Linked DNA regions of Homo sapiens: region 2 is linked to region 1. Evidence: read pairs that join two places in POLR2A ChIA-PET (ENCODE). Cell type or tissue: OCI-LY7. All regions are shown on one strand. Links, peaks and the distances in the headings refer to the core of each region. The heading gives the core; the rest is flanking DNA.

Evidence for each region. Peaks named below come from ENCODE experiments on the same cell type or tissue, not always from the same donor. Only the 100,000 strongest peaks of a DNase experiment are listed, where the experiment ranks them.
Region 2: POLR2A ChIA-PET joins it to region 1 with 5 read pairs; 2 of 35 experiments call an interaction of 5 or more read pairs at or near these places.

What each region holds. Positions count from the first base shown.
Region 1 is chr3:15,325,147-15,331,104 of GRCh38, forward strand. It overlaps SH3BP5 (SH3 domain binding protein 5), which reads right to left. Exons shown (of 9, transcript NM_004844.5): 2 at 5,358-5,420. Among named protein-coding and RNA genes, the nearest start is that of SH3BP5, 4.5 kb to the right of the region's middle. RefSeq lists an enhancer at 2,925-3,114. In OCI-LY7, for the core only: no CTCF peak of the experiment used is centred there; a DNase peak (open chromatin) is centred at 3,055; H3K4me3 peaks cover 1,782 bases; H3K27ac peaks cover 2,262 bases.
Region 2 is chr3:15,586,134-15,592,091 of GRCh38, forward strand. HACL1 (2-hydroxyacyl-CoA lyase 1) reads right to left here. Exons shown (of 17, transcript NM_012260.4): 4 at 5,467-5,547; 5 at 3,407-3,479; 6 at 392-469. Among named protein-coding and RNA genes, the nearest start is that of HACL1, 12 kb to the right of the region's middle. In OCI-LY7, for the core only: no CTCF peak of the experiment used is centred there; no DNase peak of the experiment used is centred there.

The DNA of each region.
Region 1 (5,958 bases), core at 584-5,583:
AATATTACAAATCTTTATTCTGATTAGACTTAGAAATTCTCAGTGTGGCTTCTGTTTTAACAAACATTTGAAAAGAGACAGACCTATAAAATAGGCATTTAAAAATTACATCAGCATATTGAGTTTTACTATCTCACCTAGCAGGGCTGTCGCACACCTGAATGACCCATTTATCTCTGACTCACTGCCTCCTCTTCCATCCATTACTCGCCCATGCCTGGCACAAGGCCCCCTTGCTGGCCCTCAGCTAAGCCAGGCTTAGCCCTGATGCGCCCTCCAGCTGGAATGTTCTTCCCCCACATGGCCTGAGGCTTGCTCACTCTCTCCAGACAATACTGCATTCCTCTCCCTCCCCTTGCCTCCAAACACCCACCAGCTGAGTCCCCTTCCAGCTCTTTGCCTCCTTTGTATACATCAGATAACCTACCATGTGTATTTTAACTTTTTATTGCGTTTTCCACCCCCTCTGCAATGTAAGCCTCAGAAAAGCAGGGACTTCTGTCCATTCTCTTCACTGCTCTGTCCCCATCACCGAAAATTGCCCCCATCACGTAGTAGGTGCTCAATAAATACTTAGTGAATTAAAAAGCTGGTCAGGCGCAGTGGCTCACACCTGTAATCCCAGCATTTTGTGAGGCCAAGGGAGGCAGATCGCTCTCAGCTCCAGAGTTTGAAACCGGCCTGGCCAACATTGCAAAACCCATCTTTCCTAAAAATACAAAAATTAGCCAGCGTGGTGGTGTGAGCCTTTGGTCCTGGCTACTTGGGAGGCTGAAGCTGGAGAATCGCTTGAACCCGGGAGGCTGAGGCTGCAGTGAGCCGAGATTGTGACACTGCACTCCAGCCTGAGTGACAGAGCAAGACCCTGTCTCAATAAATAAATAAAGCTGACTGATCAATGGATCTGTGGGAAAATGCTTATTTTCCTAACTTAAAACATCAGGCTTATATCCAAGGGCTCTCTGGTTAAAAGGTTCCTCCTTTTACAGCTTGAAAAGGTTGGCTTTTGCTGATATAAATCAGCATGCAAAGGGGACCCAGCACTGTTCAAATAAGGTCAGAGGCAAACCCAGGTTGCAGGAAGAGACAGACATCCAAGTGACACGGCAGATGGCTGGCATCCAGAGGCCCTTTTGCAATCTGGAATTTAAATGGCCAAGACAAGAAATGGGATGTTAAATGTGGGCCTCAGGAGCAACACCTCAGTCTCCAGCTACCCACAGACAACTGCACCACAGCGTGAGAGCACGTTAGCAGCTACCAGAAGCCTGGTCACCAATTCAGGTTCATCAGACAAAAATCACGAGAGGTGCCGAACGCCCCAGATCGCAATCAAAAGGCAATGGGAAAGGAAATGTGGACAGCAGAATACCTTCCCCTGGGGGCCCTGAAAGTAGACTATCTCATTATTTGCCAATTCCATACTTGTGAATTCGTCTACTCGCTAAAATTTATATGTAACCCCAAAATCAATACACGCAGCCCTTTCAGGTTCATTCACCGACATACACAGGAGCGACGTTCTGCCTCCTGCTTTCAGTGCCCATCCTGTAAACAAGTGTCCTTTTCATGGTCTACTTAGTGCCATGTCTTTCACACTTTTGTGCTTTCTTTGGTGATTTTGCTGTTAAAATGGCCCATAAGGGAAGTGCAGAAGTGCTGTCTAGTGAGCTTTCCTGAGCACGAGCAGGCTGTGATGTGGCTTACAGAGCAAATACATGTTAGGTGAGTGGCCCTGAGTTCAATGCTAATGAATCAATAGTATATAGTAAATAAAGTGTCTTTTAATGGAAACTGAAAAGATTAATATTGATCAGTTGATGAAAATGTGACCACAGGCTTGCTCCAAGCCCTGCATTTTCCCTACAACAATGGTTCCGTATTCACTAATTCAGTGTTCACAACTTTATGGAATACAAGTACCACAAAAACAAGACTGGGCACGGTGGCTCACACCTGTAATCCCAGCACTTTGGGAGGCTGAGACAGCAGTGGCGGTGGGGAGGGGGGTAGCGACGACACGAGATCCGGAGTTCAAGACCAGCCAGTTCGAGACCAGCCTGGCCAACATGGTGAAACCCCATCTCTACTAAAAATACAAAAATTAGCCAGGCATGGTGGCGCACGCCTGTAATCCCAGCTACTCGGGAGGCTGAGGCAGGAGACTGGCTTGAACCCGGGAGGCAGAGGTTGCAGTGAGCCGAGATCACGCCATTGCACTCCAGCCTGGGCGACAGCGTGAGACTCCGTCTCAGGAAAAAAAAAACAAAACAAAACACTTGACTGTATATTAAAATGGCTCATTTTCCTGCCCCCATCCTTGGGCATACTCCCCTTGACCACCCCAGTGGCTCACTCCACCTGTTCTTCTGCAAACAGAGGCTCCCCTGCAGGCATCTGCTCAGGTGTCCTCCAGCAGCGCCCCTCCAGTGTCTCTGTCACACTTCTTACTGTAGCTATTACCACCAGTAATTATTACCCCCGCTCTGCTACTCACCCCAACCAAAAACGTAAACTCCTGGAGGGCAAGGTCTTTGTCTTGTTCACCCACATAAATGCAGTGGCCAACAGTGTCTGACAAGCAGTTGGTGCCCAGCATGAAGGGTGAAATCCCACCTGGCTCCTTTGTGACAGAAAACACCTATTAAACCTATGCCTCCCAGTGCCAAATGTAGCTAACACTTGAAACGTGTCTAGTCTCAACTGAAATGTGCCCTAAGTGTAAAATATGCCAAAGATCTTAAAGACTTAGTACAAAAATATATGTAAAATATCAGTAATTTTTTAATAGCAAGTCCACGTTGAAATTGTACTGTCTTGGATATTCCGGGTTAAACAAAATATTTAAATTCATTTCAGCTGTTTCTTTTTCGTTTTTAATGCGTCTACTAGGGAGTTTTTAATTGCTTATGTAGCCTGTATTATATTTCTATGAGTCAGTCTTGGTTATAATACCGTGAAAAGGCCAGCCAGCAACCCAGCCCAGCCCTGGCCACCCCCCTCACACCCTCCAGTTCGCCTCTCACACGGTTCCAAATGCTCTCCAGAGCCAGGCAGGAAACACCTGTCTGGTGGCTTCCTGTGACACACAAATACCTAAGTGTATTCAGAAATGGGATTCAGAAGTAAGGGCTAAAAAGAGTTTAACAGATTAACCAATTTCACCCCAAGAAAGTAAGCACACTTGGGGCTGAGATGTGGGCCATCTTGTTCATTACCCAGAACAGTGGCCGGCACATAGTAGGCGAGCAACTAGAATCAATCAATGCTTTTAAAAAAAAAAAAAAAAGACTATTTCCAGGATGGGTATGGCAACTCATGCCTGTGATCCCAGCACTTTGGGAGGCCAAGGTGGGAGGATCACTTTGAGGCCTGGAGTTCAAGACCAGCCTGGTCAACAGAGCTAGATCCCATCTTTACAAAAAAGCTTAAAGATATGAAAAATTAGCCAGGTATGGTGGCATGCACCTGTAGTCTCAGCTACTGGGGAGGATGATGCAGGAGGGTTGCCTGAACCCAGGAGTTTGAGGTTGCAGTGAGCTGTGATTGCACCACTGCACTGGGATAATAGAATGCAGGAACTGGAGGAGATCTGGAAAATGCCTGGGAGTATAAGATGGGAGCCCTGCCTCTGAGGCGTCATAGTACCAGAAGATGCTGAGCCTCTGAGTCCTGATCTGGAAAGTAAATAGTCCCTACCCTCCTAGCTCTCCAGGCCAGAACATTCTATGATGACAGCAGTTTAATACAGTGGCAACTGGACTGTTTAATATAGTGGCAACTGGGCTCTTGAAACGTGGCTATTGTGACTGAGAAATGGAATTTTTAGTCTTACTTAATTTTAATTAAACTCATTAGCCAGGCATGGTGGTGCACACCTGTAATCCCAGCTACTCAGGAAGCTGAGGAATGAGAATCACTTGAGCCCAGGAGGTGGAAGTTGCAGTGAGCAGACATCACACCACTGCACCCCAGCCTGGGCGACAGAGTAAGACTCTGTCTCAAAAAAAAAAAAATTTTAATTAAATTCAAATAGCCATACGTTGCACATGGCTACCATATGGGACAGCATAGCTCTAGGCTGGTGTGACAGGATGGAATGAGCTAAAACGTGTAAAAAACACTCTGGAAATGCTAAAGCCCTATAGGAATGGTAAGAGTTTTGTTGTTTAATGCATTAGAAATCTGAGATCCTGAGAGGTTTCAGTTACCCCACATCACAGACAGACTCAATTCATAAGTGAAAGAAATGTAAACAAACACAGATTTTACTTTACTTGGGGAGAAGGACAGCCCATGCTCTTGTATACCTACGATGGAAATGGAGGTGGTTAGCGATAACCCTTCACGCAACTCAGAGCAACAGGCTTTTTCATCCACATTGCTGCATCCAGATTTGGTAACTCCAGGGCCTACGCACGCAGCAGAAATCAAGGCTGCCAGTGAATCCTGGTAGATTATATTCCTATCTCCCACACTCTCACTCTTAGGGACCATGTGCTTCTTGTCCCTTCCACTGACGTTTGCTATTTCTCCTGCTACAGAAACAGACTTTGCCAACAGCTCCCTGCATTGGGAAACTGCGCTGAGAGTCCCTTTGGGGTTCTGACAGTCAATTCACAGTCTCCTGAATACATATAGTGGTTGTTCAAATTTGCTGATGGGTGGTAAAAGCAACCACTACTGGAAAGGGGTGGGAACTAATCGGAGGCTGTGATGAATGCTAACTTGTTTACACTCCCATTGGAAAATGCACATGAAACCCAAATCAAGTTTTAGTCTCCCAAGATTTTTCCCAGCAGGAAAGGCCTTCCCAGTCTAAACAGCTTTTTGTTACCATTATAATTATATTCTATGCACTAGCAGACAATAAAGAAATGAGCAGGGAAGCAGAAGGAGGCGGGGGGTGAGTTATTAGGACAGGAAAGTCAAGAAATGGTCGAAGTCAGAGGAAACAACACAACACTCTCCAGGACAAATGGCAGGAACTGCCCTGAATATGTAAGAGATTTTGTGAGCTCATTCATTATTCTCCATTAAAGAGTTCGGCTAATTTTCCCCTGTCCTTTCAGTCACATTAAAACTTGGGGCTTAAGCGTTGTGTAACGCTCTGCACAGACTTGGTTTAGGCCCCATGGAGCTTCCATAATGAAAAACAACATGTGCAATTGGATCCACATGCGTTCCGCCCACAGGTTGAGCTCAGTGGTGTATTTTATTCTGTCAGGGAGCTGTTGCTCAACTCCCAAGGAGGGGGGTCCAGCAATAACACTCCAGCTATGAAGACAAAATTAACCAGCCTTGTGCCGGTGTGAGTGACATCACTTCACCAAGAACAGGAACTCAGCTCTCTGTACCTCAAGTTCAGTCTCCCGTCTGTTGATATCATCCGTGGACTGATTTAACTTCTCCAGTTCTCCCTGGTGAAGAAAAGAGGGAGAAAAAAAGACTTAAGGGATCCGTCTTTTGTTTCCAATATAACTCAGTCCATAACCTGAAAAATTACCCCAGCCCAATTTGCAGGAAAAGGGAAGAATCAGAATTAATTCTTACGGCAAACAGTTGAGGCTTGACTAGAAAAGCAAATGAATGTCGGCATTTCTGAAACCATTTTCTTGAGGGTGTCCCTTTTGACAATGTCTTCAGAGACATTTGGAATTTGTCAGAGGTCAACTATTCCAGGTACATGCCTTCAGGTAAACCCCACCTGTTACAAATGGTTTAATGGCCTAATCAAAACAGTACCATCTGCCTTGAGCAAGAACTTTGCTTAGAAAACAATAAAAGACAATAAGCAAGGCCAAGCCAAAAATATAAACCCAGTGAAATCATCAAGGGCAGAATTCTGGTATTAACTCACCAGAATTATTTTTCTGTAAAGGGTGAAAATCTTTTCACACTGCCAATTATTCAACCTACTTAGCTGGACGTTTTAAACTAGCTTTAATCCCATTCCTT
Region 2 (5,958 bases), core at 509-5,508, 260 kb after region 1:
CCTGTATGCTGTATTAATTAACTAACGGAGGGTCTTAGAGGGTTTTGGTTTAATCCCAATTTTCAAAAATAATCTTTTGCAAAAGCACAAGAGAAAAGGTACTCAAGGGTTCATTATAAACCTTTCTCTTTACTTTTGTATAATTAAAAAGGTAATTTTAAAAACTAAAACACAGGAGAAACTTTTTCCAAAAATAACTTATTTTACCTCTCTATAATTAAATGTAATGACAGTGAACACTAAAATGTAAATAGCTTTCTAACAATGCCATTTTTAACTGCCTGGGTATGTTCCTAATTGTCACTCATTCTTTTGAGAATAAAAATAACAGTAAGTATGAGCAACTGAGAAAAATCAGTTGACTTGGAGAGCTTGTTATTAAATACTGTACCTTTTCAATAACAAAAGGAATAGCTTCTATGCTGCTTGGGCGGGCAGAGAACTTGGTATATAATCTACAAGCTTCAACCTACATGGAAAATGAAAATCACTTAAAATTCAGCTCACAATCATGTTACTCTCCTGAAAGAAGACAAAATGTTAAGTCATTAATTTCTTTTATGTTTAGAGGCAAGATGGAGAAAATATATTGCCTAGACTGTCCCTTAAAAGCCTATTCAAAGTACAAAGTTTTGCCTTGGTATGATTCAGGAAGCGTATCATACCAAAGATGCAAAATCTTTTGGCAAAGATGCAAAAGTCTGATAATACCCACCATCTAACACAACACAGGAAAATAGGCACTTCTATAAACTGCTGGTGAGACTATAAATGGGAAAGGAAGTTAAAATCTACAAAAAATTTAAATCAGCATATCTTTGGATCCAGCAATTTCACAGATAAGAATATAAAACTTCATCTGTTAGATTTTGTTATAATAATAATCTATTCTTACATTTCTGCCAGTGTTCCTTTTATATACTTTCTTGCTATGGTGTTTCGAATATATGAATTCAGTAGTGATAATTTTTCACTGTTTAATATATCTTGAGGCATTATATAGAAACTGTTTCTCTTGATGTTTTAGTATGAAATCTATGAAAAGCTGATAGTCCCACAGGCATGACAAAATTAAGATCACCCTCCGATTTTCAGTCTATGTTCATGCCCTTTAGTTTTAAGGACTTCCACAAAAACCAGATACTTGGATTCTTTCTCTTCTGTTTTTAAATTTGATCTAATAAACTATTATTTTCCATTTCAGGAAAATGCCTCAGATCTATATATCTTGAGGCATTATATAGAAACTGTTTCTCTTGATGTTTTAGTATGAAATCTATGAAAAGCTGATAGTCCCACAGGCATGACAAAATTAAGATCACCCTCCGATTTTCAGTCTATGTTCATGCCCTTTAGTTTTAAGGACTTCCACAAAAACCAGATACTTGGATTCTTTCTCTTCTGTTTTTAAATTTGATCTAATAAACTATTATTTTCCATTTCAGGAAAAAAATATGTAGTGGACATTTATCCTGTTTTCTTTTTCACGTATATAGTTTCTGCAGTAACTTTAGATTTCCTTTTAATTAACTTAATCTGCTCTACTTATTTTCCAAACACATAAGCATCTTTTAAATAACTGTTATCGTCTACTATTAACTAAATAAAACTTCGATTCCCTTCTAAGAGTATAAAAATATAACTTTTGCATTAACTTATACTAGAGTTCAGTATTTTAGTTTATCATATATGAAATTTTATTTTTTGAAGTTCTCAGTAATGATTTCTGATTTACAAATAGACTTTGTCTAATGATTTTATTTATGTATTTATTTTTGAGATGGAGTTTCACTCTTGTCACCCAGACTGGAGTACAGTGGTACGATCTCGGCTCACTGTAACCTCTGCCTCCTGGGTTCAAGTGATTCTCCTGCCTCAGCCTCCCAAGTAGCGAGGATTACGGGCACCCACCACCAAGCCCAGCTAATTTTTGTATTTTTAGTAGAGACAGAGTTTCACCATGTTGGCCAGGCTGGTCTCAAACTCCTGACCTCAGGTGATCTACACGCTTGGGGCTCCCAAAGTGCTGTGATTACAGGGGTGAGCCACCATGCCCGGCTGTCTAATGATTTTAACTTTGTCCTGTAAATGCTCAAATATATTTATATCTTAAGTGTCAATCATTCACTTTCAGCTATTTGTTTCCAACAACTGTTTTTTCTAAAGACACGGTATCTTGGATGGGTGTGGTGGCTCACGCCTGTAATCCCAGTACTTTGGGAGGCCAAGGTGGTGGATCACTTGAGGTCAGGAGTTCAAGACCAGCCTGGGCACCATGGCAAAACACTGTCTCTGCAAAAAGTACAAAAATTATCTGGGCATGGTGGCGTGTGCCTATAGTCCCAGCCACTTAGGAGGCTGAGGTGGGAGGATGGCTTAAGCCTAGGAGGTAAAGGCTGCAGTGAGCCAAGACTGCGCCACTGCACTGCAGATTGGGCAACACAGCCATATCCTGTCTCAAAAAAGAAAAAAAAAAGAAAGAAAGAAAGACAGAGATAAGACCTGAATATGTTGTACAGACATATGTTTGGTCTCAAACATTTGGGCTCCAGCAATTCTCCCTCCTCAGCCTAGTAGCTGAGTAGCTAGGAATACAGTTACGAACCACGTGTCCAGCTTTATTCTTAAAACTGTAGCATTTTGTTGACATATTCTTTCAAGTTTCTTTTAATTTTGACATGCTTTCTTTCCTCCTTCTAAAATAAAAATATACTTGTCCAGAGTCTACTGATAATCATTTTGAGTAAGTTTTTTCCTCTTATTTCCCTAAAGTCTGGGAGGCATAGTCCAAAATCATTTTTATTCCTACATCTTCTTGACTCCTTTAAGAGCCTATTTTCAGAGCTTAAAATCCTGTCACAAAGGTGTATTTCTTGAAAGCTTGTTTCTAAGCAGGGCCTAAGCTCACCCTTAATATCCACCCTGAAGTTGTCTTATAGTAGCTCAAGATAATTACCTTTAAGTTACTTCAGGTACTTCTAATTTATTTATTTTATTTTGCAAACAGGAGGCTTTTTTATATCTTCTCTCTACCTCTTAATGGTGTGTATGTATTGTGTTACTAAAATCTTAAGAGTTGCAGGCCAAGTGCGGTGGCTCATGCTTGTAATCCCAGCACTTTGGAAAGCTGAGGCAGGTGGATCGCTTGAGCTCAAGAGTTCAAGACCAGCCTGGGCAACATGGTGAAACCTCGTCTCTACAAAAAACTCAAAAATTAGCCAGGCATGGTGGTGTGAACCTGTAGTCCCAGCTGCTTGGGAGGCTGAGGTGGGAAGATTGCTTGAGGTCAGGAGGTCAAGACTGCAGTGAGCTGAGATGGCACCACTGCACTGCAGCCTCAACAACAAAGCAAGATCCTGTTTCAAAAATTAAAAATAAAAAAAACCAAAATCTTAAAGTTGGATACCTGAGGAAACTCCTGGAAAGCTCCCATTGTTTCTTGGTTTCTTTCAGAGGAACCACCAATCACAAGCAAGGGCCTGAAACAATCATTTTTTTAACAAGATAATTACAAATTAGATCATCATGTAAAACACTAAACACAGTGTCTAATTCACAACAAATAATAAATGTTAAAGGGAGAGAATATTATATTTTTTTCTTAGAAACTGTAGATTAAGGCTGGGTGAGGTGGCTCACCCCTTGTAATCCAGCACTTTGGGAGGCCAAGGTGGGTGGATCACTTGAAATCAGGAGTTCAAGACCAGCATGGCCAACATGGTGAAACCCCAGCTCTACAAAAAATACAAAAATTAGCCAGGCGTGCTGGTGGGCGCCTGTAATCCCAGCTACTTGGGAGGCTGAGGTAGAAGAATTGCTTGAACCTGGGAAGCAGAGGTTACAGTGAGCCGAGATTGTGCCACTGCACCCCAGCCTGGGCAACAGAGCAAGACTCTGTCTCAAAAAAAAAGAAAGAAATTGTAGATTAAAAAATATCTAAGAAGCAACCTGATATGAGAGAACTTTCCTTAATATCAGAAAAAGACAAAATGTATAGTAAATGTTTTCCTTCCCTTCTTCCCCTTCCCCTTTTGGATGCTGACGCTAAGCTTCCAGGTATATTGACATAAAATAAATTTTTATGCCTTTCTTATTCTTGGGATAAGGGGAAGAAAAATTTTACACTTTCCTAAGTGAATCTATTTAGAAATTGCAAAATAAGTGACATTCCTCAGCAATGAAATTCTTATCCTTCAATGTGGAAAAAAAAAAGATATGGGAAACCTTAAGGTACTTAAAAAATATAACACCTTAAAGTAGATAAAGAAGAGAAAGATCAAAAGGAAAGTAAAGAAGAAACTATAAGAAACACAGGGCAAGAAAGAAAACAATGTCCTTTCCACTAGAAAGATTAAATATGTTCCAAATTGATTAGAACCTAACCCCCCTCAACCTGATCTCACTGGTAAAGTGCCAGAGACGGAGTTAAGGGCAAGATCAGAGAATAAGTACTAAATAGTTTATATATAAAGCAAACTAAATGAATATAAGAATTTCAAATATCTTCCTACCTATGCAAAACAAGGTGAAAAATTAGCCACATTTTACACACTGAGCTTGGATCTTTAAAAAAATAATTCTTCACTTAAAGTAAATAGAACTACACATACGTTCACACATACACACACATATTAGGAACTCTAAAATGTTAAAAGTGTTTATGGCAGCTGGGTGCGGTGGCTCATGCCTGTAATCCCAGCACTTTGGGAAGCCAAGGCAGGTGGATCACCTGAGGTCAGGAGTTTGAGACCAGCCTGGCCAGCATGGTGAAACCTCTTCTCTACTAAAAATACAAAAATTAGCCGGGCGTGGTGGCAGGGGCCTGTAATCCCAGCTACTTGGGAGGCTGACGCAGGAGAATCACTTGAACCTGGGAGGCAGAGGTTGTGGTGTGCCAAGATTGCACCACTGCACTCCAGCCTGGGCGACAGAGAGACTCCGTCTCAAAAAAAGAAAGTGTTTATCTCTAAGTAACTAAATTACTGGTGCTTTGAATTTTCTTCCTAATACTCTTTTTTAAGTTATATCTATTTAAGGTATACCATATGATATTTTGATGTACATATAGTGAAATGATTACTACAGTCAAGCAAATTAACATATTCATGTTACTTTTTTTCCTAAGATATTGTAGAAATAGTCACTTTTTTTGGTAAAAGTACCTAAAATTTACTCTCTTTGCAAATTTACAATACACAATATTATTAACTATGGCTTTCATGTTGTACATTAGATCTCCAGGCTTTATCGTACTTGACTGAAACTTTGTACCCTTTGACCTATCTCCCTATTCCCCCTCCTCCTCCTCATTCCCTCCCCGGTAACTAACTCTACTTTCAGTTTCTAAGAATTGAAGGGGTTTTTTTTTTCCAAGTCTTTCTACCCTAGATCAGCATTAGCTCTACTCAGTAAAATCCTGCAGTGACCTTTTTAAGAAAATGTTTTCAGTAATAATAATGTCATTACCAGCAGTTCATGTTTGCATTTGCCATACCGCCCAAGGCATGGATGAGACCTGGGCCAGAAACAACAAGGCAGACTCCTGGCCTAAAAGCAAAACAGAATTTATTAAAATCAGGTCAAATGTAACAACTGATTCATAACACTTTAGTGTGAAACATGGCAATCTTGGACTTCAAAGGAAGGACATACAAGTCTTTACTATAACTGATAAAACAATTATTAGAATATTTTTAATTAAAAAACAAGGCGATATATATATATCGCGATATATATACATACACACATATACGTATATAGTGTATACACTATATATGTATATAGTGTATATATACGTATATACGTGTATATATACACACACTATATACATAGTGTATATATATACACACTATATACCTATAGTATATACTATATACGTATATATACACACACTACATACGTATATATACACACACTATATACGTATATATACGTATATACGTATACGTATATATACAC